Regions from separate parts of the Homo sapiens genome. Here all the other regions are linked to region 3. Evidence: chromatin loops called from intact Hi-C (ENCODE). Cell type or tissue: HepG2. All regions are shown on one strand. Each heading gives the region's core, and the rest is flanking DNA. Links, peaks and the distances in the headings are about the cores only. Region 1 has its middle 77 kb from the start of LINC03004. Region 2 has its middle 52 kb from the start of IFNGR1. Region 3 has its middle 130 kb from the start of IFNGR1.

Region 1 (11,209 bases), core at 3,117-8,116, 230 kb after region 3:
TTGGGAGGCCGAGGTGGGTGGATCACTTGAGGTCAGGAGTTTGAGACCAGCGTGGCCCACATGGCGAAACCCTGTCTCTATTAAAAGTACAAAAAAATTAGCCAGGCGTGGTGGTGGGTGCCTATAATCCCAGCTACTCAGGAGGCTGAGCCAGGAGAATTGCTTGAACCCGGGAGGCAGAGGTTGCAATGAGCTGAGATCGCACCTCTGCACTCTACCCTGGGTGACAGAGCAAGACTCCATCTCAAAAAAAAAAAAAAAGAAAAAGAAGAAACAACAAATGTACAGTAAACAGAAGTGTCACCGGAGTTCAAATAAAGGGAAAGTTAATATGGATCAAAACCGCCTGAGATGGGGGTCATCAACTTAGTAACATTTAAGTGAATCATAAAGGATACAGAGATGGTCTTATTTAGAGAGAGGAAAAGAAAAGGGCATTCCAGTTTGCCGGGAACAACAAAAAGAAGGACTTAAATCAGAAACTTTGTATGTCGTCACCCTTCAGCTCTGCTCCTTTACGTCTTGCTTTGTCCCTAGTTGGCTGTAACACCTGTGGAATATTACCAACTAAGCCCTTGCTTAGTTGCAAGTGGGATTACAGGTGCACGCCTGTAATCCCAGCTACTAGGGAGGCTGAGGCAGGAGAATTGCTTGAACCCGGGAGGCGGAGGTTGCAGTGAGCCGAGATCTCACCATTGCACTCAAGCCCGGGAGACAGAGTGAGACTGCATCTCTTCAAAAGCAGCATGAATTCCCAACTTTTCAAACAAACTTTTCTCTATACAGTGGAATTCGAGACTCTAGAAAATGGTCTGCATCATCTTTGAGATTTGCTCAAGGATATCTTCCTTCCCCATCCTTAACTGTGCCCCCAGGGAGAAGCTCTGCAGGGAGGCAGAGCAGTGAAATTATCATGTTGCTAATGTGAATTGAGTGTTTTCATTCTCACAACAGCTCTCCCAGGTGGGTTGCTTCACATCTGAGGAAACCGAGATCAGAAAAAGTAAGTTGTTAACCCCTACACGGTGGAGCCGGGTCTCAAACGTGGTCTGGCTAACTGTAGAGCCAGGCTCTTCAAGATTCTGTACATGAGGCAACCACTCTAACTATCCTGGGCCGCTCTTTTCTGCATGATGAATTCTTTTTTGATTTTAACTTTTTTTACATACTTATAAAAATACCTTTTTATATTTATACAGTTAATTTAAACTTTTAATATACATATAGAAAAGTACATTACCATATGTGAACTGATCAATTAATTTTTAGAAATTGAGTACAGATGTAACACAGGGAACCAGCATTCAGATAAAGGAACAGAAAACGGCCAGGCACATTGGCTCACACCTGTAATTCTAACACTTTGGGAGGCTGAGGCAGGTGGATCATTTGAGGTCAGGAGTTCGAGGCCAGCCTGGCCAACATGGTGAAAGCTCGTCTCTACTAAAAATGCAAAAAACAAACAAACAAACAAACAAAAACCTAGCCAGGCATGGTGGTGCACGCCTGTAATCCCAGCTACTAGGGAGGCTGAGGCAGGAGAATTGCTTGAACCTGGGAGGCGGAGGTTGCAGTGAGCCGAGATCTCACCATTGCACTCAAGCCCGGGCGACAGAGTGAGACTGCATCTCTAAAAAAGAAAAAAGAAACAGAAAACAACCAGTACTCCAGAAGCTGTCCTTATGTGTCAATTATGACTGGACTGTCTCTCTCAAAGTTGTATGTTGAAGACCCCATTCTCAGTGTGACTGTATTTGGAGACAGGGCCTTTAAAAAGGTAATTAAGGTTAATGAGCTCATAAGGATGGGATCCTAATCCAATAGCACTGGTGTCCTAATAAGAAGAGAAAGAGACACCAAGGATGTGTGTCAACAGGTCACAGGCCATGTGAAGATGGAGCAAGAAGGCAGACATCTGAAGCAAAGGAGGGAGGCCAGAAATAACCAACCCTACCTGCACCTTGATCTTAGAGTTTCAGCCTCCAGAACCGGGAGAAAATACATGTCTGTTATTTAAGCCACCTAGATTAATATTTTGTTATTGCAGTGCTAGCAGACTAATATAACGTCCTTAAAAGGGCTACACCTGCCCCAGGGGAACCACTATCCTGACTTCCAAGAGCATTTGTTTTTTGTCTGTTTTTGTACTTTACATCTATTGGAATCCCACAATATATCGCCTTGTGTCTGACTTCTTTTGCCCTATAATAGCTATAAATTTCCCTTTAAGCATGGCTTTAGCTGCATTCCACAAATTTTAAGATGCTATCAGCCTTTAATTCAAAATATTTTAAAATTTTCCTTGACCTGTGAGTTATTTAGTAGTATGTCCCTTAATTTGTAAATACTTGGGCTTTTTTCCAACTATCTTTTGGTTATTGATCTTTAATTCTATTGTGGTCAGAAAACATACACTGTAAGATTTAAATCTTTTTAAATTTATTGAGATTTGTTTTATGGGCCAGAATATGGTCTATCTTGGTGAATGTTCCATCTGCAACTGAAAAGAATGTTTCTACAGCAGCCATTGAGGTAGTGTTCTAAAGATGCTAATTAGGGAAAATTGGTTGAGAGTTGTTCAAATCTTTTATATCCTTCCTTACTGGTTTTTTTTGCCTACTTGTTCAAGTAATTACTGAGAAAAATGTAAATTTGCACTGTAACTGAAGATATGTCTGTTTCTTTTTTTTAAGTCTCTTTGGTTTTTGCTTCATATATTTTGAAGCTCTTTTATTAGATGTATACACATTTAGGATTACTGTCTTCTTGATGAACTAGATGTCTTTCATTGTTAAATATCCCTCATTATTGCCACTAATCTTCCTTGCTTTGAAATCTACTATAGCCACTCCAGCTTTTAAATTATTAGTGTTTGCGTGGCATACCTTTTGCTTTTAATCTATCTGTGTCTTTATATTTAAATATCTCCTACAAGCAACATATAATTGGGTCTTGTACTTTAGGCACTGTTAATCAATGCCTACAAATAGTCATTTCATACCTTCTGTCTGTTTTTATAGCTATTTACTATGGGATAAGTACAATGCTCATCATTCCATTACAGATGGAACCAAAGCTATAATTTCTTCTTTTTTGAGTACGTTTTTCTTTTGTGTGTGTGTGTGTGGTGGCTGTATGAGAGAGAGACAGAGAGAGAGAAAGAAAGAGAGAGAGAGAGAATCACCCTTTTTCTCTTAAGTAGCTGGTGAAGGAATGAGAGGGTGTCCTTTTCTTTTACAGGCAGTATGGATTAGAGGACACCTGCATCAGAATCCTTAAGCTCTACTCTGTTCTGCTGAATCAAACTCTCTGGGGGATGGAGCCTAAGAATCTGCATTTTAACAACTCTCCATGTAATTTATGTTCTATAAAACTGGAGAGCCACTGCCTTGTAGAAAAAACTCTTTCTTATCTTCCCTGAGTTTCAGCAGTCAGACTGGTAACTTGGAGGGCCAGGAATATAACGTGGGTGGCGCGCGAGTGGGTAGGGAGGGGGCATAAATGGGAAAGGCCCTGAGAAAGTCCTCACCCACTCTCTGGTGCTTTTGCTTCCATGTGATCCAGCTCAGCTCACCAAGTAGGAAGAGAACAGAGAGAAATTTGGAATCAAAGCCATAGCAAGTACGGGGCTTTTATCCTGGAGTTACAAGTGACGTATATGATAAAATAACTGGTATATTGTGTAGTCATTTAATAATTCTAGCATTTAAGCCGGGCACGGTGGTTCACGCCTGTAATCCCAGCATTTTGGGAGGCTGAGGCAGGTGGATCACCTGAGGTTGAGAGTTCATGACAAGCCTGACCAACATGGAGAAACCCCATCTCTACTAAAAATACAAAATTACCTGGGCATGGAGGTGCACGCTTGTAATCCCAGCTACTCGCGAGGGTGAGGCAGGAGAATCGCTTGAACCCGGGAGGCGGAGGTTGTGGTGAGCCGAGATCGCGCCATTGCCCTCCAGCCTAGGCAACAAGAGCGAACCTCTCTCTCTCAAAAAAAGAGAAGTAATTCTAGTATTAATAATCATATTCTTCACTTTCACCCTGTATTCATAACAAACAATAAATACCACAAACAGCTACATTCTCAGTATAATATGGATAAGTGTCACACTACATATAGGTCTATAAAACTTTTAGCATGCGAATTTTAGAAAATACTGTGCATTTGTTTGTTTGCTTAATTTAAGAGCTAGCATAAATATCATTTACTATGGGGTAAACAGATAACAGGGAATGGTTAAATATTTACATAACATGTACTTAATTACCTCTGTTTCCCCAGTGTCTAGCACAGTGCCTACTCCATAATAGACAATTCAATAATATTTGTTGAACAAACAACTAAATTAAGGTGACATTATGAAATATTCTATAAGTGGGGCTGCTCATATTGCTTGCTTACCCTGGGCACCAGAACTGACTCCCTAGTTATCTTGATTCAATTGTAGAGTCCAGCTGGTATCAATCTGGCTATAACAGCATGTACAAGTATATTTGATCATAGAATTCCATAGAATTATAATAGTATGAACACCAGTAGGAACTCATGTTGTACAATGTGTGCTTAGAGTAGACATTAGAATGTCTCAAAAGTAGATTGTCGTTGGAAATGACAAAAATTGTTCCACATGCCTTTAAAAATGTATAAGAAGAAAGACAAGTAGCATGTTTGAGAAATTAAAGCACTTGTATTTCATCAAAGCAAAATGTGTTTAAAGTATTGAAATTAGAGGGTTAGATACACAACCCAGCAAACACCTGAGATGGTTTGTTGGTAAATGCTAACTATGCATCAATGGAAAAGTGGTAAGCTTTCATGAAGCAGGTTATCTGCTGTGTAACTAAGACAAGGACTGGCCCCTAGATCAGACCCAAAGAAAGGGTGAGTAAAGGAACCCCAGAGCACCATATTCCCATGGTGGACCTTTGAGATCCTAGCTAGAAGACTTCTCATGACCCCCAAGCAGACCTTCAGAATGGTAGGGAGAGCTGTGTGGAGAATACATACAGGCACTGCTTAAACCTGAGTGGATCCCAAAATGCTTCAGTGTGCTGGGCAGCTGCAGCAAAGTGTGACTCTGGGAACCACCTTCCCCCATCCCCAACAAAGCTCTGCATCCTTCCCTAAGCAGCTGCAGTTTCTGCTATCTGCCTGCAGGAGAGAGCAAAGTCCACGCATGCTCATGCACCCAAGACAGGCCCCGCTGCCATGTGTGCATCCGAACCACATGCCCTCATGCCTGCTGGTCCCTCCCAAGACTGCCTGCCTGGCCATTCTTGCAGGGGAAGCCCAATGCATAGCCACCATCGCCCAGCCTGAGTGGTTTCTTGGTAACCTGGGAGTAGTCCACCTCTGTATCACAGCTGGTGCTTGATCCCAAGGGGCCAAAGGATAAATCTGCTGGCCTGGGTCCAGTTCTCCAGGACTGGAGCACACTGCCCAGGGGTAGGGAGATGAGATCTGTGGCCTGACCTTGAGTTGGGGAGGAAACTCAACTGTCAGAACACAGAGAAGAGTGTGAAGTGGGTTAGTGTGATGGTGTGGGGAGCTGGGCGTCCCTCCCTTCATGAGGCCAGACAGGAAAGGGTGGGGTCTCTTAGTGGCAGTTTCTACTCCACGGGTTCTAGCAGACCTGAACGCCAGGAACGGTTTGGCAATCTGGGCACAGATAGCTTGGGACTAGACTAACCAGTCAAGCCTGTTGCCCTAGCCATTTGCTGCAGGGAGAGCAAATCAGTGTGTGAGAGCTGTGCAGGCCTGCAGCCGCCTTCTAGGCTGAAAATCCCTGGCAGCCCCTGGTCCCCTGAGCTGGCTCTGTGGGGGCAGGGTAGGGGCCTGAAAGCTTCCCCTAGACCCCTGCTAAGGTCAGCACTTGTACCTGCCTTAAGAGCCTGGTTCTGGGTTCAGCTGACCCAGGCCCTACCCAGCTTTGCTCCCTATAGCCACTTTGGTAGCAGAACGTGAGATGGGATCCCTGAAAGCCCCATGCCCTGCCCATTACCAGGGACACATACCCCGTTAACAAAGGTCAAGTAAAAATTCCACTGCCGTCACTGTAACTGCCTCTTATCTGCAGTTGCCACCTACTGGCAAGGAGGTCAAACTGCACAGTGTTTCACAACTACTGACATCATTGTATAGCAGTCAGCAGGCTTTTGCCCGCAAGTGCTATCTACTGGCCTGTAGGGTGAACTGCACAACCCAATATACTTCCTGCTAACAGATGTGCACAGTGCTAAGGAAGGAGATAAGCTTCCCCAGACCTCAACTTACTCATCTCTGTAGGTGACAGACAGCCTGACCACATGTACAGTACTCCACTACTACAACCTACAAATAACTACCATTTGAGAAAACCACACTAAGGCTATCTATAACCAAGGAATTCGTAAGGAGCCTTGGGCCCCTAAAAGCATGCAGAAACAAATCCTACCCAACACACACAGCTGTAACACCCTCAAGGAGAGAAGAAAAAATCCCACTCCAAAAGAGTAACTTCAAAAATAAAAAGTGGCAGCTTCCACGGATGAGAAGAACTAGCACAAGAAACCAGCATGAAGAAACAGAATTTTGTGACACCCTCAAAGGACCACACTAGGTCTGTAGCAATGGATCCTAACCAAAATGAAAACTTTGAAATGACAGATAAAGAATTCAAAGTATGAATTGTAAGGAAGCTCAATGAGATCCAAGAGAAAGTTGAAAACCAACACAAAGAAATCGGGAAAACAATTCAGGATAGGAAAGACAAGATAGATGTATTTTAAATACAAAAAAAAAAAAAAAAACAAAAAAAAAAAACAAAGGAGAAAAAACCCTTCAGGAAATAAAAAATTCACTGAAGGAATTTTCAAAACACAATTTAAAGCTTTAACAAGAGACTACATGAAACAAAATAAAGAATTTCAGAGCTTGAAGACTGATCTTCCAAATTAACCCAGTCAGACAAAAACAAAGAATTTTTTTAATGAAAAACACGTTTGAGAAATATGTGGTTCCATATGGTGACCAGACCTGTAATTTATAGGCATTCCTGAGGGAGAAGAAGAAAAAGTAAGAAATTTGGGAAAAGTATTTGAGGGATAATTCAGAAAAATTTCCCTGGAGACATAGACATCCAGATACAAGAAATTTAGAGAACATCAGGAAGATATTCTACAAGATAAACATCACCAAGGCATATCATCATCAGACTATCCAAGGTCAAAGTGTAAGAGCAATCTTAAAAGTAGTTAGAAAGAAGCATCAAATCACCTATAAAGGAAATCCCATGAGACTAACATCAGACTTCTCAGCATAAGCCTTGTGAAAGAAGAGATTGGGGGCCTATTTATTTTTCACCTCATTAAAGAAAAAAAAAAGTCAGCCAAGAATTTTATATCCTGCCAAACTAAGCTTCATAAATTAAAGAGAAATAGTCTTTCCTAGACAAGCAAATGCTAAGGGAGTTTATTACCACTAGACCAGTCCTACAAGAAATGCTCAAAGGAGTTCTAAACATGGAAATGAAAGGACAATACTAGTCATCATAAAAGTACATGTAAGTAGAAAGCTCACAGAACCTATACAGCAATTATACAATTGAGACTCCAAGGCAACTAGCTAACAAAATTCTAACAAGAACAAAACCTCACATGTCAATACTAACCTTGAATGTAAATGGCCTGAATACACCTCTTAAAAGACATAGCTGGCAAAACAAAACCCAACCATCTGGTGCCTACAAGAGACCAACCTAATAGCTAAAGGCACCTGCAGACTCAAAATAAAGGAATGAAAAAAAGACATATGTGAATAGAAAACAAAACCGAGCAGGAGTAGCCATTCTTATATCAGATAAAACAGACTTTAAACCAATGACAGTACAAAAAGACCAAAAAAAGAAAAGCATTATATAATGATAAAGGGTTCAATATAACAAGAAATTTAACTGTCTTAAATATATATGCACCCAACACCAGAGCACCCAGATTCATACTACTAGATCTAAGAAACTGCTAAACCTAAGAAAACAGAGTGACAACAATACAATAATAGTGAGGAACTTTGACACCCCGCTGACAACACTAAGCAGTTCATCAAAGCAGAAGATCAACAAAGAAACTCTGGACTTAGACTAGACTCTAGACCAAAAGAACCTAATAGACATTTACAGATCATTCTTTCCAACAACCACATGATATACATTTTCTCATCTGTGCACAGAACATTCTCCAAAACTGACCATGTGCTTGGCCATAATGCAAATCTTAATAAATTTTTAAAAATTTAAGTCATATCAAGTTTCTTCTCAGAAATAGTGGAATAAAATTAGGAATCAATACCAAGAGAAACTCTCAAAACTACATAAGTACACAAAAACTAAGCAACTTTGAGTAAACAATGAAGTTAAGGCAGACATAAAAAATTTTTGAAATGAATGAAAATTGAGACACAACATATCAAAACTTCTGGGATACAGCAAAAACAGTGCTAAAAGGAAACTTTATAGTGTTAAATGGCTACATCAAAAAAAATCTCCAATTACCAATCTAATGTTATACCTCAAGGAACTAGAAAAGCAAGAACAAACCAAACCCAAAGAAGCAAATAACAAGAAATAACAACATGTTATTTCTTTCTTTTGCTGGCTTTGTGCTTGGTTTATTCTCAGAGCAGAGCTAAATGAGATTGAGACCAAAAAAAATGATGTAAAGGATCAATGAAGTGAAAAGGTGGTTGATGGACAAAATTGATAGACAGCTAGGTAATTAGTCTAACCAAGAAAAAAAGAGAGGAGATTCAAATTAAGTACAATCAAAAATTATAAAGTTGGCATTACAACTGATACCACAGAAATGCATAAGATCATCAGAGATTATTATAAATCTCTCTATATATACAAACTAGAAAACCTAGAGGAAATGAATAAATTCCTGGAAATGTACAACCTCCCAACATTTAATCAAGAAGGAATTGAAATCCTGAACAAACTAATAATGAGCAGTGAAAGTGAATAAGTAATTAAGAAAAAAAAGAAAAAAAAACAACAAACTTTCAACAAAAAAAGCCCAGGACCAGAGATTCACAGACAAATATTATGAGATATACAAGGAAGAGATGTGTATTAGTCTGTTCTCATGCCGCTAATAAAGACATACCTGAGACTGGGTAATTTATAAATGAAAACAGTTTAACTGACTAACAGTTCCACATGGCTGGGGAGGCCTCACAATCATGGCAGAAGGCAAATGAGAAGCAAAGTCATGTCTTACATGGCAGCAGGCAAGAGGAGCATGTACAGGGGAACTGCCCTTTCTAAAACCATCAGATCTCATGGGACTTATTCACTATCCTGAGAACAGCATGGGAAAAACCTGCCCTTATGATTCAATTCCCTCCCACCAGGTCCCTCTCATGACATGTAAGGATTATTACAATTCAAGGTGAGATTTGGGTGAGGACACAGAGCCAAACCATATCATTCTGCTCCTGGCTCTTCCCAAATCTCATGTGCTCACATTTCAAAAACCAATCATGCCTTCCCAACAGTGCCCCAGAGTCTTAACTCATTTCAGCATTAATTCAAAAGTCCACAGTCTAAAGTCTCATCTGAAATAAGGCTGGTTCCTTCCATCTATGAGCCTGTAAAATCAAAAGCAAATTAGTTACTTTCTAGACACGACAGAATTACAGATATTGAGTAAATACACCCATTCCAAATGCGAGAAATTGGCCAAAACAAATGGGCTACAGGCCCCACGCAAGTCTGAAATCCAGCAGGGCAGCCAAATCTTAAAGCTCCGAAATGACCTCTTTTGACTCCATATCTCACATCTAGGTCACACTATTGCAAGAGGTCAGTTCCCATGGCCTTGGGAAGCTCTGTCCCTGTGGCTTTGCAGGGTACAGCTTCCCTCCCAGCTGCTTTCACGAGCTGGTGTTGAGTGTGGCTTTTCTAGGTGCATGGTGCAAGATGTCCATGGAGCTACCATTCTGGGTTCTGGAGGATAGCGGCTCTCTTCTCACAGCTCCACTAGGAAGTGTCCCAGTGGTGACTCAGTGTGGGGGTTCCCAATCCACATTTCCCTTCTGCACTGCCCTAGCAGAGGTTCTCCATGAGGGCTCTGCCTCTGCAGCATACCTCTGCCTGACCATCCAAGTGTTTCCATATATCCTCTGAAATCCCTCTGAAATCCAAGTTCCCAAATCTTGATTCTTGACTTCTGTGCACCCACAGGCCCAACACCATGTGTAAGTTGCCAAGACTTGGGGCTTGCACCCTCTGAAGCAACAGCCTGAGCAGTATGTTGGCCCCTTTTAGCCACAGCTGAAATGGCTGAGACACAGGGCACCAAATCCCTAGGCTGCACACAATAGGGGGGCTCTGGGCCTGGCCCACAAAACATATTTTCCCTTCTAGGCCTCCAGTCCTGTGATGGGAGGGGCTACTGGGAAGGTCTCTGCTATACCCTGGAGACATTTTCCCCACTGGCTTGGCAATTAACATTTGGATCCTCATTACCTATGCAAATTTCTGCAGCCAGCTTTAATTTCTCCTCAGAAAGTGGGGTTTTCTTTTCTATCGCATTATCAGGCTGCAAATTTTCCAAATTTTATGCTCTGCTTCCCTTTTAAATGTAAATTCCAATTCCAAACCATATCTTTGTAAATACATAAAACGGAATGCTTTTAGCAGCACCCAAGTCATGTCTTGAACACTTTGCTGCTTAGAAATTTCTTCTGCCAGATGCCCTAGATTATCTCTCTCAAGTTCAAAGTTCCACAGATTTCTAGGGCAGGGGCAAAATGCTGCTAGTCTCTCTGCTAAAACATAGCAAGAGTCACATTTATTCCAGTTTCCAACAAGTTCCTCATCTCCATCTAAGACCACCTCAGCCTGAACTTTATTGTCCATATCACTATCAGCATTTTGGTTAAAGCCATTCAACAAGTCTCTAAGAAGTTCCAAACTTTTCCACATCTTCCTGTCTTTTGAGCCCTCCAAACTGTTCCACCCTCAGCCTGTTACCCAGTTCCAGAATCACTTCCATATTTTCAGGTATCTTTGCAGTAGCACCCTACTCTACTGGTATTAGTCTATTCTCACACTGCTAATGAAGACATACCTGAGACTGGGTAATTTATAAACGAAAGAGGCTTTCTTGACTCACAGTTCCACATGGCTTGGGAGGCCTCACAATCATGGCAGAAGGCAAATGAGGA
Region 2 (11,209 bases), core at 3,033-8,032, 83 kb before region 3:
GAAGAGAGTTGGTCACCCTGGTTGGGAGACCAGAGATGCCTCCTCAGAGGAGTTTCTAGGAGAGGATCAGGGTTGGAGCAGGTGTGGGATTTCAAAGCACAGCCATCTGGAATGTGCACTCAGAAAGAAGAAAACCTCAGGGGACAAGGAGAGCCAGTGTCTGAAAAATGGCGCAAAAGGCTGTTCTCTTCTGTTATGCTATGTTTATGTTTCTTTGAGGAGGGAACTGTGTAAGAGGTAATGTGTGGTAACGTATTAGCACTTGAGAAGGAAATGCCTTTGACTCAGTGCAATTTCTTCCCCAGTAAGAATAATCTCCAAAGACTGCTAAAAATATAGAGGAGAAGCAAAGTGAAGTCTTCGTTTTTTCTTTTTTCATCTCTTCACAGCAGGTGAATTAACCCAAAATTCGTCATCATAGGAGCAGCAGTTCTTTTTTAACCTCACATACAATTTTACATTTTCCTTAAAAACTCTTTATTTCAAATACACACAAATGGAGAGAGGAGTGTGATAAAACCCCATATTCCTGCTGGCTTAGTCTGTTTTGTGTTGCTATAAAGGCGTACCTGTGGCTGGGTGGTTTGTAAGGAAAGAGGTTGAGTTAGTTCATGTTCTGCAGCCTGTGCAAGAAGCATGGTGCTGGCATCTGCTCTGCTTCTGGTGAGGACTTTTGTGCTCCATCAAAACATGGTGCAGAAGGTCAAATGGCAGGCAGGCAGGTGCAAAGATGGATCAAACCTGGGGGGCCTCTTGGCTTTAGAGCAACACACTCCCTTGGGAACTAATCCATCCCCTCAAAACCAATCCATCTCGGGACAGCATGAGAACTTACTCACTACCCTGAGAACAGCACCAAACCATTCATAACCCATGACCTGAACTCCTCCCACTGCACCCCACATCCCAACATCACCACACTGGGGATCAAATTTCAACATAATATTTGGTGGGGAACATACAAGTCATATTCAATCCATAGCAGCAGCCATCCAGATTTTAAAATAATCAACATTTTGCCCACTTGAATCACCTGTTTGCACCCCTTTTTTGTTGAAGAATTTTAAAGCAAATTCCAGGCAAAATGGCACTTACCACCTAGTATTTCAATGTGTCCCTAAAAGAGGGAAATATAACCAGTTACCACTATCACACCTAAATTCATAACAATAATTAATTAATATCTAATTCCCAGTCCATCCATATTCAAAGTTCATTGACTGTTTAATAAACTTGTTTTTTTTTTTTTTTTTTTGGACGGAGTTTTGCTCTTGTTGCCCAGGCTGGAGTGTAATGGCGTGATCTTGGCTTGCTGCAACCTCTGCCTCCCAGGTTCAAGTGATTCTCCTGTCTCAGCCTCCCGAGTAGCTGAGATTACAGGCGCCTGCCACCACGCCTGGCTAATTTTTGTATTTTTAGTAGAGACAGGGTTTCATCATATTGGTCTGGCTGGTCTCGAACTCCTGACCTCAGGTGATCCGCCCGCCTCAGCCTCCCAAAGTGCTGGGATTACAGATGTGAGCTACTGTGCCTGGCCAATAAATGTCTTTTTAAGATGATTTTTTTTTCCAAATCAAGATCCAAGCGAGACTCACATGTTACATTCAGTTGTCATGCCCCCTTGTACATCTGTAGCAAGCCCCTCTCCCCTCTTCTTTTCCCTTCCCATTGACTTAACTGAAAAAACCTGGTGTAATTGTCCCATAGAACAATGTGCATAGAATATACATTGTTCCACATTCTAGGTTTGCCTGATTACTTCCTCATGGTGACAGCATCATTCAACCAGCTCTTCTTCTTTGTATTTTTAGTAGAGACGCGGTTTCACCATGTTGGCCAGATGGTCTCGATCTCTTGACCTCGTGATCCACCCGCCTCAGCCTCCCAAAGTGATGGGATTACAGGCATGAGCCACCACACCTGGCCGAAATGTATTTCTTAAGTAATAAGATTTGAAAGTTGAAATTACTCCTTGATTCATTGGCTACAGAATGGATGTTGTGTTGAATAACATTCATCTCATTGTACATCTCTGTCAGAGCTCTTGAGTGACTAGATGCACTGTCAGTGAGTGATAATATTTGGAAAGAAATCTTTTTTTTTCTGAGCATTAAGTCTCAATAGCGGACTTAAAATATTCAGCAATTCATGCTATACACAGATGTGCTGTCATCCAGGTTTTGTTGTTCCACTTAAAGAGTGCAGGCAGAGCAGATTTAGCATAATTCTTCCTAGAGTTTTCAAAATGGCAAATGAGCATTCGCTACAATGTTAGGTCACTAGCTGCAATAGCCCCAATCAAAAGAGTCAGCTATTGCTTGAAGCTTTGAAGCCAGGCACTGACTTTTCTTCTCCAGCTATGAAAGTTCTGAAGAGCATCTTCTTCTAATATAAGACTGCTTTTTGTCCACAGACAATATGTTTCTTTTGCCCTCTTCATCAGTGATCTTAGCTGGCTTTTCTGGATAACGCTGCAGCTTCTCCATCAGCACTTGCTGCCTCACCTCGTACTTTTATGTTATGGAGATGGCTTCCTTCCTTAAGCTTCATGAGCCGACCTCTGTTAGCTCCAACTTTTCTTCTGCAGCTTACTCATCTCTCTCAGCCTTCGTAGAATTGAAGAAAGTTAGGGTGTTGCTCTGGATTAGGCTTTTGCTTAAGGGAATGTTGCGCCTGGCTTGATCTTCTATTGAGTCCACTCAAACTTTTTCCATACCAGCAATAGGGCTGTTTTACTTAGCGTTTGTGTGTCCACCCGAGTAGCACTTACTTTCCTTCAAGAACTTTTCCTTTGCATTCACAAGTTGGCTGTTTGCTGCAAAGGTCAAGTTTGGTGCAAAAGAAAAGTTCTTGGAAAGTAAAAGTGCTACTCTGCTACCTTGGTTGTCAACACGCCTTCCATGCTAAATGTAATCATTTCTAGAATTGGATTTAAAGTGAGAGATGTGTGACTTTTATTTTCACTTGAACACATAGAGACCATTGTGGAGTTACTAACTGACCTGATTTCAATATTATTGTATCTCAGGGAATAGGGAGACCTGAGAAGCAGGAGAGAGATGAGGAATGGCTGGTTGGTAGAGCAGTCATGGTAAAACATACATTTATTGATTAAGTTCATCATCTTATATGAACGTGGTTCATGGCACCCCCCAAAAACTACAATAATAGCATCAAAGATCACTGATCACAGATCACCATAATAGATAAAATATGAAAAAGTTTGAAATATTGTGATAATTGCCAAAATGTGACACAGAGACATGAGATGAGCACCTGTTGTGGAAAGTTGGCACCTATAGACTTGCTTAACACACAGCTGCCACAAAACCTCAATTTGTAAAAAACATCCGCATCTGCATAGCATCATAAAGTGAAGTGCAATAAAATAAAATATGCCTTTATTCAATGTTTTTCAACCAGTTGTAGTCATTACTGTTTTCACATCCTCAGATGTCACATTTGACAACGGAAAACCTTCAAGTGGATCTGTGTGTTCTGCTGGTATTTTCCTTGCTTTCTGGCATAAGCATGTCATAGAACCCCAAATTCAGGCTCGTGTACCCAGCATGCAGCTGAGGCCAAACCCTGACACAAAGGTGCTTGGAGATAGAGAAGGGTTTATCTGATTTGCCCAAAATGAGGTGGGAGGGCAAAAATCTCTCCAATCTACCTTAACAAAAAGAAGAGGCGGGGAGTTTTTATTTGGCTGGAGAGTAAAGGATGGGGAGTTACAGGAAATCTAGGGGAAAAAAGTCTGTTTCTTCAGTCTGAGATAACACCTTGAGCAACCAGACTTCTTGGCATCAGCAGCTGGTCACGACATCCCTCTAGGCATTCATTCTTTCTGCAAACTTTTTTTGTGACACTGGAGTTATCTCCTGCTGCTTGGCACAGGAACGGTACATCTATAGTTTATAATTACATTGTGGGAACAAGGAATTTTGGGCAAAAAGCAAGTGGTTAACATTTGCAAGCAAGCAAGGGCCTAATCAGAATTCTCATTATTTCAGATACTAAAAAATGCTGGGGTGCTGAAATCTCCAGTGGCCCAATTGCAAGCTGTCCCAGGCTTAAAATCAGCTTTGCCCTAGACTTAAAATCAGCTATTTCTCTGGGGAGCCCTAATTCTTTTCAATGAGAAGTGAGTTTAGAGACATAATCTAGGTGATATGGGTGCTCATTGCTATTGGGCTGTCAGTGCTTCTAAACATTTCAGTCAACAGAGCTAAGAAATACATGTTTTTTTAAATAAAAAAGTGTTTTCAGAGTTTATAGTAATTTCTTTCTTGTTTCTAGTGGGGTTGGACATAGTAATATTTTTAATTCAGATTAACAATATAAGGTTTCTACTTAAGTTCTTTAATTTTTTTTCTTGTCTTCCTTTTCTCTTACACGGAAAATCTTGATTCCTACCAACATTAATATAGTTACCTATTTGCTTTGTCCTATAATGTGTATAAACTAGTTAAAAAATATAAAATCCAAATGAAAATTACTCAGTGAAGTTAAAACAATGTTACAGTTCTTTTTGTCATTAATCCTACTAAGACTTTATAGCTAACATAAAGGTAACCAGATATAATTCTTTCTTCTGTAAGGTCATGTTACCACCTTCATGATATTCCATTAATGTGTTAATTTCAGTTTATTTTTATGTTGGGAATTGATTGTTTTCTTTTTAGATTAATTTTATTTTTTGAAAGTGTAAAACAGGCACATAGAAGGGAACAACACACACTGGGGCCTATCAGAGGGGGGAAGGTGGGAGGAGGGAGAGAATCAGGAAACTAATGGGTACTAGGCTTAATACCTGGATGATGAAATAATCTGTCCAACAAAACCCCATAACACAAGTTTACCTATATAACAAACCTGCACATGTACCCCTGAGCTTAAAAATAAAAGTTAAAAAAGAAAATATAGAACATTTGTAAGATTCCAAATGTAAAAGGTTTATATGATTCTGAAGTCGTATGTAACACACCATTCAGAAAAGTCTTGCTTCCATCACTAACCCTTCCCCCATTCTCTCTCTCCCCGTGCACGTAATCACTTTCAAATACATTTAATTTAAATTTCCAGTATCTCATTTTGAAAATATAAACATGTATGTGTGTACTTATGCATATTCTTAAATGGAAAAAGCAAGATAAGTTTTGTGCATGCTATAATGCTAACTTTCATGTAAGAAAAGAGGAAAATACTGTATCTTCTATGCCCAAAATGAATAATGCTAGTCATTTTTCAGTTCCCTAAATCAGCAATGATGAGGGTTGCAATAGAAGGTGAAGCAATTAAATTGAAGTAACTGTTGGTAATTCAAACAAAAGATTCATCTTGCATTAATTACCTGAACTATTTGAATTTGTGTTGTAGTCTGTATTTCTATTTGTTTTCTGCTCCTAAAATTGAGTTTCTATTTACCATAAGCAATACTATATTTACTTTACATGTCTTTATAATGCTTGAATTATTTCAGACAAATTTACTTTCTCTTTGCCTCAGTTTCCAAATGTTGGATTGGACAAGAGGTGACCTTTTAAGTCGTCTTTCAGCTTTAGCATTGTTCTAAGCGAGCTGTCTTCACCCTTGTAATAGCTGCCATAATCCACTAGATGTCAATGCAACATAGCAACCTATTTTGGGCATTTAAGCCTCTATATCCTAGGTTTAAAACCAGGAGAAAATTAGAAAATTTTATTGATCTGTTATTTATTTTTGTTAAAAGTACAGTACTCTCTTAAAAAAGATAATACGTAATCCTGTTCTACCTAAAAGAATATAAACAACTCCAATAGAATTAATATTTTCACAGGTATCATTTTTCCAGTGCTTAAGTTGAAAAATTCAGTTTTCAAATCAACATGTATAGACTATTCCCTATAAGAGTAGTGGAATACAGAATTGAAAAAAATTTTTTAGTCATTGTATAACATTGTAAGATTTGGCATATTTAGGAGAAAAGAACGAAATTTGTTCAATATAATCCCAGATAATGGTGATCGTTGTCAAAATGGTATGATGTTTAGAGCTAAATTGTTTCTTTAGTGTGAAATTATTTATTACATTATTAATTTAATAATCTTCTTGACAGATTTTTAAGTCCCTCATGAAAAATTCAGAATTATTCTGCAAAGAAAAATGACATTATTTCTCCTCCTTGAAAAAAAGAGATGAAATAAATTTTAATACAGAATGATGTTATGTTTACATCGTAACATTGGAAAAAGTGGTTTATTTTTTCATTAAAACTTTAAATGTATCAGGGAGAGGAAATTGCTGGTGTTGCAAGGTTGTCAGTTTTTAAAAATTCTACCTTTTGCTTATGTTCCATTATAAATAATATGCTTAACATGTTTGGATTTCAAGGGCATTTTTTTTCTCTCTCTCTCTCTTTTTCTCTCTCTCAGCCTATAATTTTTCCTATCCAGGGATTGTGAAACCTAGGAAATGCCCAACAGTAAAAGGAATAATGCGAGTCATTTCTCAGTTCCCTAAATCAGCAATGATCAGGGTTGCAATAGAAGGTGAGGCAAATAAATTGAGATAACTGTTGATAATTCAAATAAAAGATTCATCTTACATTAATTACCTGAACTATTTGAGTTTATGTTGTAATCTCAAATGTAAACTGCTGATAAGAAAGTTTTCAATGTCGAATTATTTACTTTCATTAAAGTCAGAATAGTAATCTATACTCAGTAAGATTAGTTTCTATCTGCTTCAACAAATCGAAGTCTATATTTTTCATTTTTTCTTTGTCAACCTATGTCTAATTATGGTATTTCTTTAGAAGCAGAATTACTTAAGAACTATGAAATTTTTGAGATAATTGTCAATTTCCTTTCCTAAAATTAAGATCAATTTACAGTCTTACAAATAACAGATAAGTGCCTGTTTTAGTTGAGAATTAACAATTAAAGCATATTTTGCCAATTATACAGATTATAAATCATACCTTATTGTGTTTTTATTGCATTTTTCTTTATTAGTGAGTTTGGTCATTTAAAAATATATTTATTGCGGCCGGGCATGGTGGCTCATGCCTGTAATCCCAGCACTTTGGGAAGCCGAGGTGGGCGGATTGCCTGAGGTCAGGAGTCCCAGACCATCCTGGCCAACATGGTGAAACCCCTTCTCTACCAAAAATACAAAATCAACCGGGTGTGGTGGCAGATGCCTGTAATCCCAGCTACTCGGGAGGCTGAGGCAGGGGAATTGCTTGAACCAGGGAGGTGGAGGTTGCAGTGAGCCAAGATCACACCACTGCACTCCAGCCTGGGCGACAGAGTTAGACTCCATCTCAAAAAATATATATATAGCAATTAACATTTTCCCATTTAGAGCTTTTTATTATAAATTAAGAATGAAACCTCTTGTCAAAATTATTTCTATCCAATTAAAGATTTACTTTTACATTTTATTATTTTGTGCTTTTTTAAATGTACAGAAGTTTTGATTGTATTACGTCATGTAATCTCTTTCATCGCCTTTATCTTAGAAATGTCTTACCTTCATATCAGTTAAAAATACACATCTGTTTCATGCAGTATTTTAGAATTTCATTGTTTATACTAAAGTCTTTAATAAATCCTTTAGTACAGTATAAGTTGAGTGCTTATCTTAATTGTTCTTGAAATAGATAATTTTTTAAAGTTTTGTTGAATAAGTAAATCATCTTTTTTCATTTCTTTATGATTTGTTTTTACAATATACCAGTTTCTTATATTGTAGGATTTTTTAAAACTGTTTTGTTCCATCAATCTATCTTTTAATTTTTTCATTAATACCGTACAATTTATATTGTAATAGTTAACATTTTTAAACACATCATTCCTTTCTTGGTTAGTTTCAAGTATTACTGAGCTATTCTTCCTTGTTAATTCTTCCAGAATCATTTTGGGAAGTGTCTCTCATCTCAGATAAAATCTCATTGCCATGTTATTTTTATTTATTCTTCATTAACACATGAGAGTTAATTTAGGAGGAATTACAGTCATGCATTGTTCTAGCCAGGAAATTTTAAACTTACCTTTTATTATTCCTCTCTAAAAGTGTATAGTTTTCTAGAAATAAGATCTGCTCCATATCTTATAGGGTTTTTCTAGGTAGTTTATGTCATCCCATGGCTACTGGATTTTGTATGTTTATTTTGTATCTATTCACCCCAGTGAACTCTAAGGTTGTTAATTAATTTGGGGGGATGATCTTGGATATATAATACCATATGCAAATAATGAGAATTGCTGACATAAATTATTAAGGCCTGTTGAAGGTAGATTTTGATAATACACTCAAAACATAATTTAGATTTCTCACTAAAATGGAATACCCACTAGTTTTTTATTTATGAATTTACATTTTATTGTTAGATCTAAGAATTAATAAAGTGATTTTATTCTTATATAAAATACTTTTATTTTAATATCATTAAAGTAGAATAAGAAATCTGAAATTTTTAAACAGTAAAATATACCTACATATGTTTTTGATGTCGTAGTACCCAAAGCACTAGAAATAAAATGTTATATCTAATAAAATAACATTGAAATTACACATAAAATAAATCACATTTGTATTCTGCATTATCATAATCTTCCATAAATAAAATACAAATTAGTTCTGCATTTAGTTAAAAAAAAAAAAGAAAAGATCTTTGCTAACTAGATAATATTTTTAAGAAACAATTCTTCTTCATTTGAAATCTTTGGCAACATAGCCCAGATACTTTGCTTTGGCAGAAAGGTTCTTAATAGTGTTAACATGAACTTAACACTGCACCAGTACAGACATTACTATTACGTTTTGAACTAAAACAATACAATTAAAAAACACTATCTGAAATAAAACAAATCACCTCTGCTTACAGTGTAGTTATGTTTACTTTAGAAGTGTGTGGGGAAAATGCCTGCTAATAAATTTACAATTGAAATGAAATATGTTTCTGACTTGTTATAAATTTGCTTTAAAAATAGTAGTTTGATATATCTAATCATAGAACATTTACTAGCTATATTTCAATTTTTCTTTTAATATATTCATAATTAGAATTTGTAGTATTATGCAAAATTGATATTTTCTGACAAAAATTATAAAATGCTGAGTTTTGCATTTAATTAATATTATCCTAAGGACAAATAATGAAATTCATTGACTGAGAATAAATTTGCTAAGCTCTTAAAAAAAGAACAACATTCAGGGAGATTATTAAATAAATCCATGCAAAAGAACATACATTAGGAAATCAATCATTTTATATCATTTCTTGAGGAACTACATGAGACAGAGATCTCCAATAACATAATAAAAATAATTTTTTCATAGATATATTTATGCTTGAATAAACTGAAATTGATTCATGGATATAATTTAACAATTAAGATGTCTGTATCCTTCAACAATGTGAAAATGATAAAGCTTTATTCTTCTCATTGCTTCACCTTTAAACTTTATGTAGCAAAAATGTTTTTATGCACATTATCATCATATTTTTCATCTTAAAAAGTGTCAGTAAAATGCAGTGTTGTTTACTTAAAACATAATAGAAAATATTTTTATGTTGGTGTATTGTCTGGTGCAAAATATATTTTTTAATATTTCTGGTAAAGTATCTTAAGGGATTTCCAATCTTTTGATCATTGGGGTTTTGGTCACTAATATCACTGCTAATTCACTAGGGCTAATACTTTTAAAAAACAAAACTGCATTTGTCATCCTATAAATAAAACAAAGCTATGAGCTTATTTGCATAAAGACACAGAGCCAATTAATTTGACTTCAGTTCGGAGATACTTCACAAAACTGTACATCTCATAGATAAAACCATACTGGTGTTATATTTTATACTAACTAGTTTTAGCAATCATTAACAACATATAGTAGGTAATTTTAAGTGATTTTCATTTTGGATAGCAACTACATGGTCATATATATTTTACATATAACATACCACATATAATAATAATATATTGAGATATACTGTTAAAATTTATCTTAAAATATAAATATCTCAAAAAAGTCTGATTTTATTATGCAGAGAAAAAGTCAGAGTTCTTATTTTAATTAAGGTACAGTCTATGGGGGGAAAAAAAAAACCAAAACTCCCATTACATTTAAATTTAATACAATCAGTTTAAACACATGTCACTATGTTTAAGATTTATTTTCAAGATGTTTTAATTACTGACAAAAGTTTTTGTAGTCAGTTATGTTCATGGAGTTGTAAAAGTAAATTATTTTTAAAACAACCTGCTCTTAATTTAATCTATGGCTCAAGAGTTTCAAAATATTTGAGTTTAAAAATAAATAAAAATTTCATTTTTGTATATTGAATTTAAAAGAATCTGACAAGGTTTTTTTGCTTGCTTTTTTGTTGTGTTTTCATTCATTTGTAAGCAGTTTTTATTCCATAGGGTTATTAGAAACATAGTGAACTTTACTTGCCATTCAATGTATAACAACACATGACTTTTAATAAATTAAATGGAACACACTCAGTGCAGAGTAGTACTATAGAAAGAGCTCAGCCCTTCGAACAGAGATCTGAGTTCTGGATGGGCTGAGAGACTTTGGACCAGTCACTTAATCTGTCTGAGCCTCTGCTTCCATGTGAATTACTGACCTTTTATTGTCCTTGAACAAAAACATAACATCAAGCTAATACGATCATTTTGTCTTTTCTTGAGAATTTTGAAATAAATGGCCAATTCAAGAGCATGCCCTTAGCTAAGGGCCTGCACTTTTACCCTTGGGAGAGACTTGATGGATTTTTCAGTGGGAAGGCCTGCCATAAGCCCAGTTTATCAACCTCTTCACTAAAGGATTTTGGAGCCCTGGAATTGTCCATGGTTTGGAGGGTTTTTCAGATGCTTGAGAGTTACTTTGAAAGAGGTGGAAAAGGAAAGATTGACAGCGCTAGCTTAGTCTCAGAACTAATTTCCCTGGTTCGTGTCTACATGAACAAGGACTGATTAAAAAGATTTTTAGAATCTTTGTGGGAAAAACAAGGCTAATTCCATCTGGAAGGTTGACCTGAGCCTGCTGGAATAAGTGGGTAGCAAGCTAAAAAAGCAAGGAATACAGGACTGAAATGTGTGTTTAGATGGAAAGATCTGTTTATATTTCAACTTTGTATCGTTTAATAACTTCCTGGTTGGGCTTGTTTTAGTATGCTGAAGAGCTAGGATTTGGATCCCTTAAATTAATT
Region 3 (9,244 bases), core at 3,791-8,790:
TGAGAGGCTGAAGCAGGTGGGTCACTTGACTCCACGAGTTTGAGACCAGCCTGGCCAACATGGCAAAACCCTATCTCTACTAAAAATACAAAAATTAGCCAGGTGTGGTGGTGTGCACCTGTAATCACAGCATTTTGAGAGGCTGAGGCAGGAGGATTGCTTAAATTCAGGAGGTGGAGGTTGCAGTGAGCTCAGATCATGCCGCTGCACTCCAGCCTGGGTGACAGAGCAAAATTTCATCTCAAAAAAAAAAAAAAAAATTAAAATGACAGTACAACAATAAAAGTAATATAAATTTAAAAATCAGTACAGCACTAGAACTATTTACTTAGCATTTACATTGCATTAGGTATTATAAGTAATCTACAAATGATTAAAAATATACAAGAGAATGTACGTAGGTTATATGCAAATAGTACACCATTTTATATCAGGGACTTGAGCATCCTCAGATTTTGGTATGTATGGGGAGGGCAAGGATAGACCCAATTCCCCATAGATACCAAGGGACGACTGTACTCAGGGTCAGATATTTTCCATGCAGCTGTCATCTTATTTTTAGTTGGTTTACAAATGCTCTTTAAAGAAGATTTTCCTAGACTTCCTAATAACCAACCCCTCCACAGCCAATTAAAAGAGACCATGGGGGCATGAGCATTTATTTTAGATCTGGAGGCACTCCGAGGAATTCATCTGTTTTCAGCTTCTGCTTTTTGCTCAGAGAGGTCGTATATACCCATTTTATGGATTTAGTTGAGGCTCAAGGAGACAGAGAGCAAAAGGAAGCAGAGTGGGCGCATACCACATTTTAGGCCTTTTCTCTGCTTGTGTCATTACTGATTTCTTGTAGTTCTCTTTATTATTTTAGAGATACTAATTTTAAATCTTCCCATGAGAACAATCTTTGTAAAATGGGGATAATAACTATATCTGTCTGACAAAGCTGTTGTGGATTAAAGGATTTATGTAAACCTCAGTGCCTGTCTGTTACTCTAATGTTATTGTGGGGCCATGAGCTGCACTTTTAGGGCAGAGAGAAACAATGAAATTTGGCTCTATTTAAAATACAGCTTTTAAGTTAGAAGGAATCTTAAAAATAAAACATTCTACTTTACTGTTTTGTAGCTAAAGAAACTAAGGCCGAGAGAGGAAGATTACCCAGCTAGACAGGGATGGGCATGAGATAAGCTCCCAAATCGCCTCTTTACTAGTTCAAGTCTTCTTTCACTCTGTTAGAAAATGCTTATGTTTTTTTAATCCAGTATATTTAGCTATGTACATATACTGTAAGACACCCTTGGGAAATAAGCTGCATTCTTTAGCAAAAGCCTTTACTTCTGGGACCACAAGGACTGGATTGAGCAAAGGGCTTCTGCAGGACAGTTAAATGCAGCCACCGTTCTTTCTGACTATGTCTCAGAGAACCCAGTGTGCACGTTCTCTGTATCAGAGACTGGAACTCCGAGCTAGACACAGCCACTATTTCCCTACCCTCCAGATAGAGCTCTTCACCATGAATAATATGCATTTCTTAATGAAGACTAAACATCCACCAGCATTGGAATCTCTTCAATATCACACAATGAATCAAGTATCTGGATTCTAGGAGCAGAAGGAAGTGTGTTTGCATGTAGGCATCATAGGATTAAGGAGAGAGTACATACACTTGGGAGTGAGAAAATAGGCTAAACAGAAGAGTATGAGAAAATTAGCTCAGGTGATTTGATGTGAACATCTGCAGAAATTGCTAGTGGGCACTGTGTCTAATTAAATCCACTAGACATATGCATGCCTGTTATCTGTGGAATGGTGTTCTTCCTGAAGCTGCACCTGTTGCTAGCAGGGATAGATTTCCATTCTATCACACGTAATGTCAAAAGGGTTCTAGGGAGAAAAATTCGAGGCTCCAGTCGGCTTCACTTAGAGACAAGCACATCAGTGGTATGAGAGAGCCACACTCGGGACTCAAATACAGACTGAAAGCAGATACACTGAGACTTCACCATTCTCCAAACCACCTCTCCCGAGCTCCTCACGATTCTGACGGAGACAGTAGGCTTCTGGTTCGTGTAGATTTTAGAAACCAACACTGTGAACCAAATTTCAAAGACAGCATTTAACTGATTAAATGCTGGCTTGAACACAAGGCAAAGACAAACACAGGGCAAAATGTTTAAGTTCATGTCAGCCTTCATTTGTATACAAATGTCTATTGTGCAAATAACAAATGATCTTTGTACATCAGAACAGGCTGTTTTTGGCAGATGTTCCCTTGGTTATCTCACAACGGGTCAGTCCTTAGTTTGTGTGTAGCTATGTTCCAAGCTGTTCCTTTGATTTGTCTCCTCACTAATTAACAGTCTCCCCAGTTCAGCGGGTACTGATGTTCCACCCAGTCCATTGGATTTTCAGTGGATACAAATTGCGTTGAAGAAGCAGCAGGGCACAGAGATTAATAATGCAGTCTCTGGAGTCATCCCAGCTCCTTGTTTACTAGCTAGTTACTCAGTTCTTTAGGCCTCAGTTTCCTCATCTGTAAGGTAGCAATAACAGTGGCACCACCTCACAGGGTTCTTGTGCCAGTTAAATGAAGCAAGTCTTATCAAGTGCTTAGAGTTGTACTTGGCAAAGTGGAAATGCCCATCAATGTTAGATTTCTTTTTCGAGACAGGACCTTGCTTTGTGGCCTAGGCTGGAGTGAAGTGGTGTGATCATAGCTCACTGCAGCCTCGAACTCCCAGGCACAGGCAATACTGCCTCAGCCTCCCAAGTAGCTAGGACTACAGACACATGCCATCACACTCAGCTAATTTTTAAATTTTTTGTAGAGGTAGGGTCTTGCTATGTTGCCCAGGCTGGTCTTGAACTCCTGGCCTCAAGCAATCCTCCTGCCTCAACCTCCTAAAGCACTGGGATTACAGGTGTGAGCTACCATGTCTGGCCAAATGTCAAATATTTTTATTCATTATTACTGAACAAGCAATCTCCAGCAAATAACAACTGCAGTTCAGTGCACAGATTTGTCTTAAAAAGGAGAAAAATGGGCCAGGTGCAGTGGCTCACACCTGTAATCTCAGCACTTTGGGAGGCTGAGGCAGGTGGATCACCTGAGATCGGGAGTTCAAGACCAGCCTGACCAACACGGAGAAACTCCGTCTCTACTAAAAGTATAAAATTAGCTGGGTGTGGTGGTGCATGCCTATAATCCCAGCTACTCAGGAGGCTGAGGCAAGAGAATTGCTTGAACCTGGGAGGCAGAGGTTGCGGTGAGCTGAGATCATGCCATTGCATTCCAGCCTGGGCAACAAGAGTGAAACTCCGTCTCAAAAAAAAAAAAAAAAAAAAAAAAAAAAAAAAAAAAAAAGGAAGAAGAAAAATGTAGATTAAAAATTAAACCTGAGGCTGAATAGACCTAATTAAAGACCTATAATATTATATAGTCATAATGTTATTTACCTCAGTTCTATATACCAGTAGTCACTTTATCACTTCCATTACCTGTCCCCCCACTGGCAGGTATATGTCCATGGGCTCATGTGATCTGGTGAATTAAAAACTTGGTTGACAGACAGAGAAAAGTTGTGTTCTTGGCTAGATTTCCCACTAATTCTGTAAAAATATACATGTCACTACTGCTTACTTACATTTTTAGATAATGATATGATAACAAGGAAATATTTCAAATCTAGTGTCTCTCACTCATAGTATAATGAGAAAATTCTAGAAAGCAGATCTTTGAGGGGAAGACGGGGTGGAAAACAGACAATGAGTGGAGGCTGAGATACCCAGCTCCTCTATCGGGTATGTCTCTAGCTGCTTGCTTCTTGCTTCTCCTTTCCTTGTGTCCGCAAACACCACCCCAGAGTGACGTAACCAAGGTTGATGAGGTCAGGATGTGATGTGTTTGTGGTTTTAACTGGAGTTGTGGAATCTGAGGATGCTGCGTATGGAGATAGCCTTGCAGAGGACTTCTGCAATAGCAATAACTCCAAGGGTGGAGAAGTATTCTGTGTAGTAGATGCATGAAATCACTGTTATTGGCATTGGCCTCTCCATAGGACTTTTTGTTTTGTTTTTTGTTTTCTTGAGACAAGGTCTTACTCTGTCACCCAGGCTGGGGTGCAGTGGCATGATTGTGGCTCACTGCAACCTCTGCCTCCCAGGCTCAGGTGATCCTCCCACTTCAGCCTCCTGAGTAGCTGGGACTACAGGCATGCATCATGATACTTGACTAATGTTTTGTATTTTTTGTACAGATGGGGTTTTGCTATGTTGCCCGGGCTGGTCTCAAACTCCTGGGCTCAAGCGATCCACCTGCCTTGGCCTCTCAAAATGCTGGGATTGCAGGCATGAGCCGCCATGGCTGGTCTCCAAAAGACTTTTTAATGGACACTTTCCTATATTTTTCTCTTCACCTGCTTTTATTTCAGCTATATTGATATCTAAATGGTGATTAAAACACAATCATTTAAAACACAATGTGCTATTTCTGCCACAATGTATTTGAATTTGTATTCTCAGTATGTATTTAAAATTATTATCCTTTTATTTAACATAATTTATTCAATTAGACTTGTAAATAACATTTTATGGTGTTTTAAATGAATATATTGGTCTATTTCTGTGAGGCATTTGGAATATCTATAAAGTGTGATGTTAGACAGAAAAGCCAGCACTAAATAAACATTCACATTCACATTGCTTCTCTATCATGTCCGAGAAATTTAATCTCAAATTAGCCCCTATGGAGTAAAAGTCTGTGTAAACAGATGGACTTTGCACCTTGCCGCAAAGGTCAGCTGACGACAGCACTGTGAGTTTGGCAGCAAATCCCTTAGTCAGAGAAGGACCTTCCCATAAGAAAAACTTCGTCTTTATTTCAGTTCTCGTGACATGAATGAGACTTGGCTTCCATCACAAACTTGGCAGTCAGCGAGGCTTCCAGAGGATTCTATTAGCAATGATGATGATGATGGTTGAGATGGTGCAAAGCCCTTTATACTTTTCTGAGGCTCTTTCACATGCCTTGTGAAAAATTCTCACCATTTAACCTTAAAACACCATCAGATAAGAAATGTATATATGCAAAGTATTTTTTTTTCCAGGAAAAGAAAATAGATGTAATTCAATCTGGGTTCTTAAATTTTTCAGATCTAAATGAACTTTAAAATATGCTTGGATATATCTCTGAGGAATATAACCTTAACATTTTTCAGTGTTCAACCTAGACTAATAATAATATCAGCAACTCTGGTTTGGGGATCACAGAACTCACAAACCATTCACATCTGGCACATTTCATACCCCTTTCCTGATTCTACTGTAAGAACAGTCAACAGGAAATATGTTCACCGTAAATGACTGTGAGGCAGTGATGCATGCTGCAGCTTCATTCTTCTGGGAGAGTCTGAGTTTCCACCATAAGAAAAGTCAGAGATGTAGTTATTTCCTGTCTTCCTCTTCACTGAATCCTTGGACAGTACCCATTTTATGTTCTTAAGTGAAAATGCTTTCTTCACTGTGTGTCTGAAAGTGTACGAAGTATGTTTCTGAACAGAGTGCCTATTGGATCTTCTCTACAATCATAGTAGAGCTCAAAAGAACTTTGTTCAGGGTCCAGCTAATTTTCTTTTTCTTTTTCTTTTTTTCCTGCCCCACAGCTATTGTTGGAGTGTCATATGGGCATCTCTCTCATCTCCCAGATCGATGGCATCGTCTAGGACTTCCCACATAGACAAGATAAACGAAAGGCTTCCATGGACAGGTATGTAACTGTGGAGACAGCAGCGCTGCAGAAGAGGCCTCCTGATCAGAAAGAATGTCTGTCCCACAGTTGACTCTCTGGCTCTGCAGTCACCTTTGACATGACTTGCTGAATAGGAGTTTGTTTTCCAATTTCCATGGTTCAGCCATAGGCCATGCAAAGTAAATACTAGTAAATGAGCAACAGTAGGTTCAAAGGAACATAAGACTAGAGTCCCTCCTCCTTTTGAAGACAGTTTGGGTAGCATTCACATGTGAATCAATCTGTTTGGGGTCTTTGAAGTGACTTTGATTAAGAGTTGTGGCCCAATAGTAGTGAAACGGGCAGGGCCGTCAAAAGAATTGGCAGTTCCAATATGGACACTCAGCCTGTGCTCCACAGCCAGAGAGAGCCCCAGGTGATACCCATACACAGAGCGGTTTTAGCCTTGGAAAAACAAGTCAGAAACTCACTATGCAGGGAGGTTTGCATGGAAAGGGGTTTCGTTTGAAGTAAAGAAAATATACCATAAGACTTCATAACCCTACAGATCAGCTATGAATTAAATTAATTCACAGAATGTTAGACTTCTTCATAGTGCTCTTTAGTAAGCACAAAACACCTTTCTTTTTTTAAAAAACAAACACTTTATGTATTTTCAAAGGCACAATTTATCTGTTTATGAATAAAACAAAAACAATTAATGTCCCAAAATTTCAGGAACCACATAAAATCAAATGCAGTTCACTAAATTCTCCTTGATTATATTAAAAATGTTAAAATTAACAAATACTTAAATTTGGTAGGCTTCCCTGAATGCAAACATCTTTTGGAATAAGAAGAAAAAAAATAATTTATGGAAAGACTAGGATTTCTGCCTACCTTCACTTCAGCAGAGGAATAAAAATAATTCAAGAGCCCATTTCTTTGCTTTTTGTGTTTCAATTAACTATAAAATGTGCATCTGTCTTACTCATGTATTTTGACTTAACTTATTTTTCTCCTTACTTTATGTTCTCCTTCACTGCCTACTGCTACACATTGTGGAATTAGCTTTTCGTTCTCAAACAAACATAGATTAACTCTGGAAGCCAAACGAAAGGAAATATTTGAGATCAGAAGTATAGTTGGCATAGTGGAAAGATAGGCTTTAGGGTCAGACAAAAATTAATAAGTGACCTAGGTCAGTTGCCCCACTTTTAAACCTAGTCTCAGCATATAAAAATTGGGAACATAATACTTCTTACTGAGTTGCTATGGAGATTAGAGATTTTAAAAAGCGAATGATAAGCTATGCAGTTAGATGTTCAAAAATGGTAGTGTTAATTTTACAGCATTTCTATTTGCTGATTTTCTGATTTCATCAGCTCTACTGTCAGTTACTTTAGACTGGTGCTATTTTGTCCTGGGGCAACATTATATTTTATAGTTCCGGTTTTCATGGAATTTTTATCATAAATGCAAACGTGCATAAATGATTTTAAAATTAATTTTTTCTTAGGATGGGTAATTTGTACTATTAATGATGATGATGATTTTTTTTAGAACAGTAATTTAAAAGGGATATGAAAAGAGCAGGACTACATAATTATTGGCTTAAATTACAATGAGAACAAACATATCCCATTCTAACAAGAATGTTTAAATTGTTACCTAGTTTGATCCAGAAGGAAAAGGAAATCTCTAGCCAGTACGGGAAAATTCTCTTTTGCTGTGCTGTAGATATCTACAATTCATAATATTCTTCAGGCCTAAACTACTCCTATGGTGCCATTTCTGGCTTAGACTCTGGTGCTTTTAATGGATGTCCAAGCAGAACAAATCTGCAGTCACCAGCAAATTTTATTATCTAAACATGGAAAGATTTGTCCACATTATAAGAAAACAGATTTTTTTTTTTTTTTTAGTAATCTCTAGGAGAGTCTGAGGTCCCCAAAGGATTATTACTATAAATAACCGTATAGCTACTGAAAAAGATTTATATATGTATATGGCAAGATGCTTTCCATCTAGATGCTGAAGTTTGGTCCTTCTGAGTCCACCAAGGTGTGAGCTGGCAGAGGAGGTGGCTAAAGTCTGAGACCTAGATGAAAGGGTTAATAGCTGCACTCTTACATTGAATTTGTGAAGGGTGAGAAAACTTAGGAAACGAGATTTTTTTCTGAGAATAATATGCCAAGTGAAGCCACGATGGCACGTGTATGCCATGAGTGCTGCTAGGATCTCTTCCCTACATTTCGGCTTGTCAGTTTGTCCTAATTAATCCCAACCAATGGATACCTTCAAGCACATGAATGTGGAACATGTCAAAGACTAATTATCTTGGGCCTTAACACTGTCTTCCTGCCAAACCTAAGTCTTTCCTCTACGGAATTAAAAATACTGTCTGTAATTCACAAAACCCTATTAGAAAACTTTTGATTCATTAAAGATGGGAATAATACTTTTATTTTTAATGTCCATTATATCTACATACTTCTGAATGTTAAAAAGGGTCTAGTTTCTTCTTCTACCCTGATACTTCTTTTTTTAAAAAAAAAAAAAAAAATGTTCCAAGTTGCCATTAAAAGTTCAGAAGGAAAAGGTAAGACAATCAGAAGAAAACATCCTTTACACATTTTACTGTTGAAGTGAAGATTTCAGGAAACTCTTGATTTGGCAGAGACTAGAGTGGGGTAAGTTCATGAAAACAGAACGTTTAGAGAAAAACGCTGGCGAAGCAAGGATGAGAAGAAAGAGACCCAAAGGAGTAATTCCTTCTCAGGAAGACAAGAAAGGGGAATTAGAAGAGAGATTTTTTGGAATATGAGGCTTGCTGTCATCTCCTAAAACCAAGAAATAAAAAAAAAATTTAAAAAATGGGGAAAGTCTCTTCAGGAGGAGGAAAGAGGAGAGAGTACCCTGCCAGGTAGGGCCACCTCACAGTGGTGACTTGTTCCAGTCATTATCTATAAAAAATGAAAAAGCCATTTTGTTTTACTTTTGTTCATCTGTTTCATTAGCTCAGATAATATTTGTATTAGAGTTTTATTTGGCAATCACAGTCACTATTTATACTAATTGGCAACCATTCATACTTAATGGAAACCTAAGTAATATTTGCTGCTAAAGCAAACATTATAATAAACTAATCTCTGATTCCAATGATTCTTGATAATCCTGGCTTTGTAAGATCATGTTTGAATTTAAAACATTTGACTGTGACCTCCATCCCCTAAGTGCTGTGCTGATTATATTTGATTTCATCTTTGGTTCCAATGTGGCTTCCCTCTGATAGGGTAACAATCATCATAATACATCTTACTTCATATAATACCTCTTTATAGTTTACAAAGTGATCTCACATGTGTTATTTTTACAACGAGAGGTAATATACTGATTTTATAGATAAGTAAACCGAGGCACAAAAATAAGTGACAAAGATAATCAAAGCCAGGCTTTCTGACTCCAAATCTAATAGTTATACCACCAACTACTGTACAAATTAAATGCACTGAATGT

The links. A loop is a pair of places that touch in the nucleus more often than their neighbours do. Peaks named below come from ENCODE experiments on the same cell type or tissue, not always from the same donor. Only the 100,000 strongest peaks of a DNase experiment are listed, where the experiment ranks them.
Region 1: it touches region 3 in a loop (3-fold over the local background); 10 of 110 quality-filtered maps call a loop at or near these places.
Region 2: it touches region 3 in a loop (2.3-fold over the local background); 3 of 110 quality-filtered maps call a loop at or near these places.

Annotation. Positions count from the first base shown.
Region 1 is chr6:137,583,453-137,594,661 of GRCh38, forward strand. No RefSeq gene overlaps it. Among named protein-coding and RNA genes, the nearest start is that of LINC03004, 77 kb to the right of the region's middle. RefSeq lists enhancers at 5,670-6,297, 6,020-6,314. In HepG2, for the core only: a CTCF peak has its summit at 6,134 (motif pointing left); a DNase peak (open chromatin) is centred at 6,139.
Region 2 is chr6:137,266,164-137,277,372 of GRCh38, forward strand. No RefSeq gene overlaps it. Among named protein-coding and RNA genes, the nearest start is that of IFNGR1, 52 kb to the left of the region's middle. In HepG2, for the core only: a CTCF peak has its summit at 5,618 (motif pointing right); a DNase peak (open chromatin) is centred at 5,618.
Region 3 is chr6:137,348,205-137,357,448 of GRCh38, forward strand. No RefSeq gene overlaps it. Among named protein-coding and RNA genes, the nearest start is that of IFNGR1, 130 kb to the left of the region's middle. RefSeq lists a silencer at 3,085-3,280, an enhancer at 5,855-5,999 and a cis regulatory region at 5,921-5,932. In HepG2, for the core only: no CTCF peak of the experiment used is centred there; DNase peaks (open chromatin) are centred at 3,887, 4,807, 5,907 and 6,840; H3K4me3 peaks cover 669 bases.